2 separate regions of the Homo sapiens genome follow, and region 1 is linked to region 2. Evidence: read pairs that join two places in POLR2A ChIA-PET (ENCODE). Cell type or tissue: Panc1. All regions are shown on one strand. Each heading gives the region's core, and the rest is flanking DNA. Links, peaks and the distances in the headings are about the cores only.

What was found. ChIA-PET counts read pairs that join two places held together with the same protein. Peaks named below come from ENCODE experiments on the same cell type or tissue, not always from the same donor. Only the 100,000 strongest peaks of a DNase experiment are listed, where the experiment ranks them.
Region 1: POLR2A ChIA-PET joins it to region 2 with 12 read pairs; 4 of 35 experiments call an interaction of 5 or more read pairs at or near these places.

The regions. Positions count from the first base shown.
Region 1 is chr15:73,367,445-73,370,349 of GRCh38, reverse strand. HCN4 (hyperpolarization activated cyclic nucleotide gated potassium channel 4) reads left to right here and starts at 1,392. Exons shown (of 8, transcript NM_005477.3): 1 at 1,392-2,864. The coding sequence starts at 2,080. In Panc1, for the core only: no CTCF peak of the experiment used is centred there; no DNase peak of the experiment used is centred there; H3K4me3 peaks cover 575 bases; H3K27me3 peaks cover 541 bases.
Region 2 is chr15:73,313,613-73,316,517 of GRCh38, reverse strand. No RefSeq gene overlaps it. Among named protein-coding and RNA genes, the nearest start is that of MIR12135, 15 kb to the right of the region's middle. In Panc1, for the core only: no CTCF peak of the experiment used is centred there; no DNase peak of the experiment used is centred there.

The sequences.
Region 1 (2,905 bases), core at 236-2,735, 54 kb before region 2:
ATGTCATCACCCTAGTCATTCCTCTCACTGTGGGAGGTCCTGTGGTCCAGTGGGTAGAGCAGAAGAGCCCCTGCTAGGCTGCCCGCCCCGCATCCTGCTCTCCAAATTCCTACTCTGGATGGAGGAGGCGAAAGTGGTCACATTGGGCTAAGAATGAGAGTAAAAAAATCATTTGAAGAAAAACTTGATGTTATTCCTCAGAGAGATGGCAGAGCCAGGGGACCTTTTTGCCTCCCTCCTGTGAGACTTTGCTGTGTGTCCGCTCCAGCATTAACCTCGGCTCCAGCCTTCTCTGGACAACTCCCCTCCCCTTAATGCCCAATCTGTCCCCCTATCCATTTCTGAGCTAATCTGGGGTATCAGGCTGTCCATGGTGTTGGAGGGGGTAGGGCTATACCTTAGGCTGAGCTAGTGAAATCTGTCCATAAGCCCGGACACTGTACACTGGGAGAGACTGGGAGAGAGGACACACAGTTGGATCCTTGGCGGGGGTTGGGGGGAAGGGGGCTGGGCTGCAGACTGGAAGGGAGTGGGGGCTGTGCAGCTGCTTGGGGGTGCAGGTAGGGGACTGGGTGGAACAGGAACTCACCCAGCGTGGGTCCACATAGTAGGTGTCATAATGTGGATGGGAACACAGGGAGAAGGGGCTCCAAAGCCAGTTCCAGAGTGCTGGGGCGTCCGAGGAACCGGCCCAACCGCTCCCCGCTGCAGCCGGCTTGTCCCTTTCTCGGAACTACCGAGGGAGAGGCGCGTGCGGAGGTCGGCGTTCGGATCTCGCATCCGTCACTGTTGCCGGCGCATTTCCTCGAAGTCTTACCTCGAAGGGCTGGGTCCCACCCGCGCGCCCTGTGCGTGTCTCCCTGTTTCCCCACGCCCTCCTTGCCTGGCTGCTGCGAGGCTTTGCAGGGGAAAGACTGGCGCGGGGTTCGCACCCTGCCCATGTCACAGGAAAACCGTGGGAGCCTCCCCGACGCGGCGCATTTCCGGAAGCCCCCTCTCCAGGAGGGTTGCGGGAAGGCCGGGACTCTGCATCCAGACGAACCCGGTCGCCTCCCAAGAGGAAAGTCGGAGACCCAGCTGAGGGGCAAAAATGCCAGGGAAAGGCGAGCCCAGAGCTTGGTGATGGAGAAATTGGGAAGCCACCCCCCACCCTTCAATCTTAGGATGGGGAATTCGCAACTGAAGCCGGAGCTTCAGACTTGGGGCGCACTCCCAGCTTAGCCCAGGAAAGAGATTTAAGGGCGCAGCAGTGTGGATACCTCTCACCCCGGCCCCGAAGGTCTAGCGAGGGTCTAACCTGGGCCCCTTGCCAGGCCCGCCCCCCGCCCCTTTCCAGCCCCCGGCCCGTGCGCCGCTGCCCCTTTAAGAAGCCCAGGTAGGCAGGCCCGGCTGCTGGAGCCGCTCCTATGGCAACCCGCGAGCTGCGGCGGCTTCATGAATATTCCGGGGCGCGGGAGCCCGAGCGCTGCCGGAGGGCGCTTCGGGGGAGGCGGCCGCTGATGTAAGCCCGGCGGGTCGCTGGGCTCCGCTCGGTTGCGGCGGGAGCCCCGGGACGGGCCGGACGGGCCGGGGCAGAGGAGGCGAGGCGAGCTCGCGGGTGGCCAGCCACAAAGCCCGGGCGGCGAGACAGACGGACAGCCAGCCCTCCCGCGGGACGCACGCCCGGGACCCGCGCGGGCCGTGCGCTCTGCACTCCGGAGCGGTTCCCTGAGCGCCGCGGCCGCAGAGCCTCTCCGGCCGGCGCCCATTGTTCCCCGCGGGGGCGGGGCGCCTGGAGCCGGGCGGCGCGCCGCGCCCCTGAACGCCAGAGGGAGGGAGGGAGGCAAGAAGGGAGCGCGGGGTCCCCGCGCCCAGCCGGGCCCGGGAGGAGGTGTAGCGCGGCGAGCCCGGGGACTCGGAGCGGGACTAGGATCCTCCCCGCGGCGCGCAGCCTGCCCAAGCATGGGCGCCTGAGGCTGCCCCCACGCCGGCGGCAAAGGACGCGTCCCCACGGGCGGACTGACCGGCGGGCGGACCTGGAGCCCGTCCGCGGCGCCGCGCTCCTGCCCCCGGCCCGGTCCGACCCCGGCCCCTGGCGCCATGGACAAGCTGCCGCCGTCCATGCGCAAGCGGCTCTACAGCCTCCCGCAGCAGGTGGGGGCCAAGGCGTGGATCATGGACGAGGAAGAGGACGCCGAGGAGGAGGGGGCCGGGGGCCGCCAAGACCCCAGCCGCAGGAGCATCCGGCTGCGGCCACTGCCCTCGCCCTCCCCCTCGGCGGCCGCGGGTGGCACGGAGTCCCGGAGCTCGGCCCTCGGGGCAGCGGACAGCGAAGGGCCGGCCCGCGGCGCGGGCAAGTCCAGCACGAACGGCGACTGCAGGCGCTTCCGCGGGAGCCTGGCCTCGCTGGGCAGCCGGGGCGGCGGCAGCGGCGGCACGGGGAGCGGCAGCAGTCACGGACACCTGCATGACTCCGCGGAGGAGCGGCGGCTCATCGCCGAGGGCGACGCGTCCCCCGGCGAGGACAGGACGCCCCCAGGCCTGGCGGCCGAGCCCGAGCGCCCCGGCGCCTCGGCGCAGCCCGCAGCCTCGCCGCCGCCGCCCCAGCAGCCACCGCAGCCGGCCTCCGCCTCCTGCGAGCAGCCCTCGGTGGACACCGCTATCAAAGTGGAGGGAGGCGCGGCTGCCGGCGACCAGATCCTCCCGGAGGCCGAGGTGCGCCTGGGCCAGGCCGGCTTCATGCAGCGCCAGTTCGGGGCCATGCTCCAACCCGGGGTCAACAAATTCTCCCTAAGGATGTTCGGCAGCCAGAAAGCCGTGGAGCGCGAACAGGAGAGGGTCAAGTCGGCCGGATTTTGGATTATCCACCCCTACAGTGACTTCAGGTAAGGGGCCACAGCGATGATCCTGTGGGTGCCCTGCGCGG
Region 2 (2,905 bases), core at 145-2,644:
GCTTGTTCGTATATTCATTTGCTGTTTGTGTTTCCTTTTCTGAGAAATATTTATTCACATATTTTGACCAATTTTCTATTGTCTTTTTATTGATTTGTCAGAATTTTACACATCTTTTTGAAAAACTAAATCCTTTGTCCGCTATATTTATTGCAAATATCTGTTTATGGTTTGTATTTTTGCTTTTTTTGGAGGGGTGTTCCCTGATAAACAGAAGCTTTACACTTTAATGAGGTCAATTTTGGCTATATATATATATATATATTTAATGTCTAGTACTTCCTTAGTGCCTTTTTTGCTTAAGAAACCTATCTTACCCTGATGTTGTAAAGATGTGTTCTATATTCTTTCTAGAAGTGAAGTTTTGCTTTTCACATTTAAGTCCTTACTCTAATTGACTTTGGTGTGGTGTGAAGGCGTAGTTCAATTTCTTTTTTGCCGCATATGGATAACCAATTTTTCCTACATTGTTTCTTGAATGAGGCTTGATTAATATGCAATACAATGTCACGTCTCTATCATATCTGGGTCTGTGTCGAGGCTCTCTATTCTGTACTATTAGCTTGTCTATCCCCATTCAAACAGTCAATTGTCTTAGTTACACTAGCTTTATAAAGTATGTTGATATAGAGTAAGTCCCCCACCTTCTTCTTCTTCTTTTTTTTTTTTCAGATGGAATCTTGCTCTTGTCACCCAGGCTGGAGTGCAATGGTGTGATCTCAGCTCACTGCAACCTCCGCCTCCCAGGTTTAAGCGATTCTCCTACCTCAGCCTCCTGAGTAGCTGGGACTACAGGCACCCACCACCATGCCTGGCTAATTTTTTTGTATTTTTAGTAGAGACGAGTTTTCACCATGTTGGCCAGGCTGGTCTCAAGCTCCTGACCTCAGGTGATCCACCTGCCTCGGCCTCCAAAAGTGCAGGGATTACAGGCATGAGCCACCGTGCCCGGCCCCCCAGCTTTTTCTTAAGGAATGTCTTGGCTACTCCAATCTCTTTGCACTACCACAGACATTTTAGAATCTGTTGAGGTACATGAAGAGTCCAGTGGGCTTCTGATTGAAATTACATTGACATTGTTGCGGAAATGTGTATTCCCATGGATGAACAGGGTATAACTTCCCACATTTGGGTCTTCTTTAATGTCTTTGGTATTAATGAGCACAAACAGCCCCAACAGAAAGAGCCACAAATTTCAAGGTTTAAGACAATAAAGGTTTATTCCAGCTTGGGTAAAGTCCTGTGCAGCCCAGGCAGCATTTTCCTCACTGATACCAACTTGAACTGAACCCCCATTCTCCAAGATCATTGTGGGAGAAGAAGAGACAACTAGATGAGATTCCCGCATCTGAACTACATCTCTCACCAGTGAACATCACTTGCTCTTATATTCCATTGTCACAAGGCCACAGCGTAACTGCAGAGGAGGCTGTGCTGTGTGGGAGATCACCTGCAATCTTTGCTGGGTATTAACTGTCCCTGCCAATTCTTTCAACACAATCTTATCATTTTCTTCATGAAGGTTTTTGCATTTCATTACATTAATTCCTAGTACCTTATATTTTTGTTGCTAGTGCTAATTCTATTTTCTTTCTTTTCTTTTCTTTTCTTTTTTTTTTTTAGATGGAATCTCACTCTGTTGCCTGGGCTGGAGTGCAGTGGCGTGATCTCGGCTCACTGCAACCTCCGCCTCCTGGGTTCCAGCAATTCTCCTGTCTCAGCCTCCTGAGTAGCTGGGACTACAGGTGTACGCCACCACGCCCAGCTAATTTTTGCATTTTTTAGTAGAGACGGGGTTTCACCATATTGGCCAGGCTGGTCTCGAACTCCTGACCTAGTGATCCACCTGCCTCAGCCTCCCAAAGTGCTGGGACTACAGGCTGAGCCACTGAGCTTGACCTCGTATTTTCTTTATTGAGGTATAACTCATATGTATCAAATTCAGCAATTTTATGTGCACAGCTCAATGAGTTTTGACAGACAGTACTACAACTACCTAAACGAGTAAGTCATAGACTCTTTCCATCACTCCCCAGGTTCCTGCATGGCTCTTTGCAGTCAATCCCCTCCTCCCACTCCCGAACCCTGCCAGTCTGCCTTCTGTCACTAAAGTTTTGACTTTTCTAGAATTTCATATCAGTATCATCATAAAGCATATGGTCTGTGTCTGATTTCTCTCCTTTAGCCTAATGTTTCTGATGGCTATGCCATAGTTTGTTTATTCACTCACCCATTCATGAACATGGAACTGTTTCCAGTTTTGGGCTATTAAGAATAAAGCTCCTGTGAAAATTTATGTTCAATTCTTTATCTGGGTGTGGATTTTCTTTTTAGGTAATTATTTAAATTGACAAAGAAAAATTGTGTAAATTTATCATGTACCACGTTTTGAAATATGTATACATTGTGGAATGACTACGTTGAAATAATTAAACTGACATACTTATCACATTACCTCACATACTTTCCATTTTTTGTGGTGAGGACACTTAAAATCTACTTCTGTCATTTTCAAGATGGATGTAGATTTTTGTTTATCTTAATACTCAAGGAATGGCATTGCTGGGCTATTTTTTATATATATATATATATATATTCCTTTTTTTTCTGTTTCTTTGAGATGGAGTCTCACTCTGTTGCTCAGGCTGGAGTGCAGTGCCTCGATCTTGGCTCACTGCAGCCTTTATTTTTAGTAGAGACAGGGTTTTGCTATGTTGGCCAGGCTGGTCTCGAACCCTTGTGATCCACTTGCCTCAGCCTCCCAAAGTGCTTAAATTACAGGAGTGAGCCACCATGCCTGGCCTGATAAATATATTTTTAACTTTATAAGAAACTTCACAAGATTCTTTTCCAAAGCTGGAATACTCTTTTGCATTTCTCCCAGCAATCATATGAGAGTTTCGGT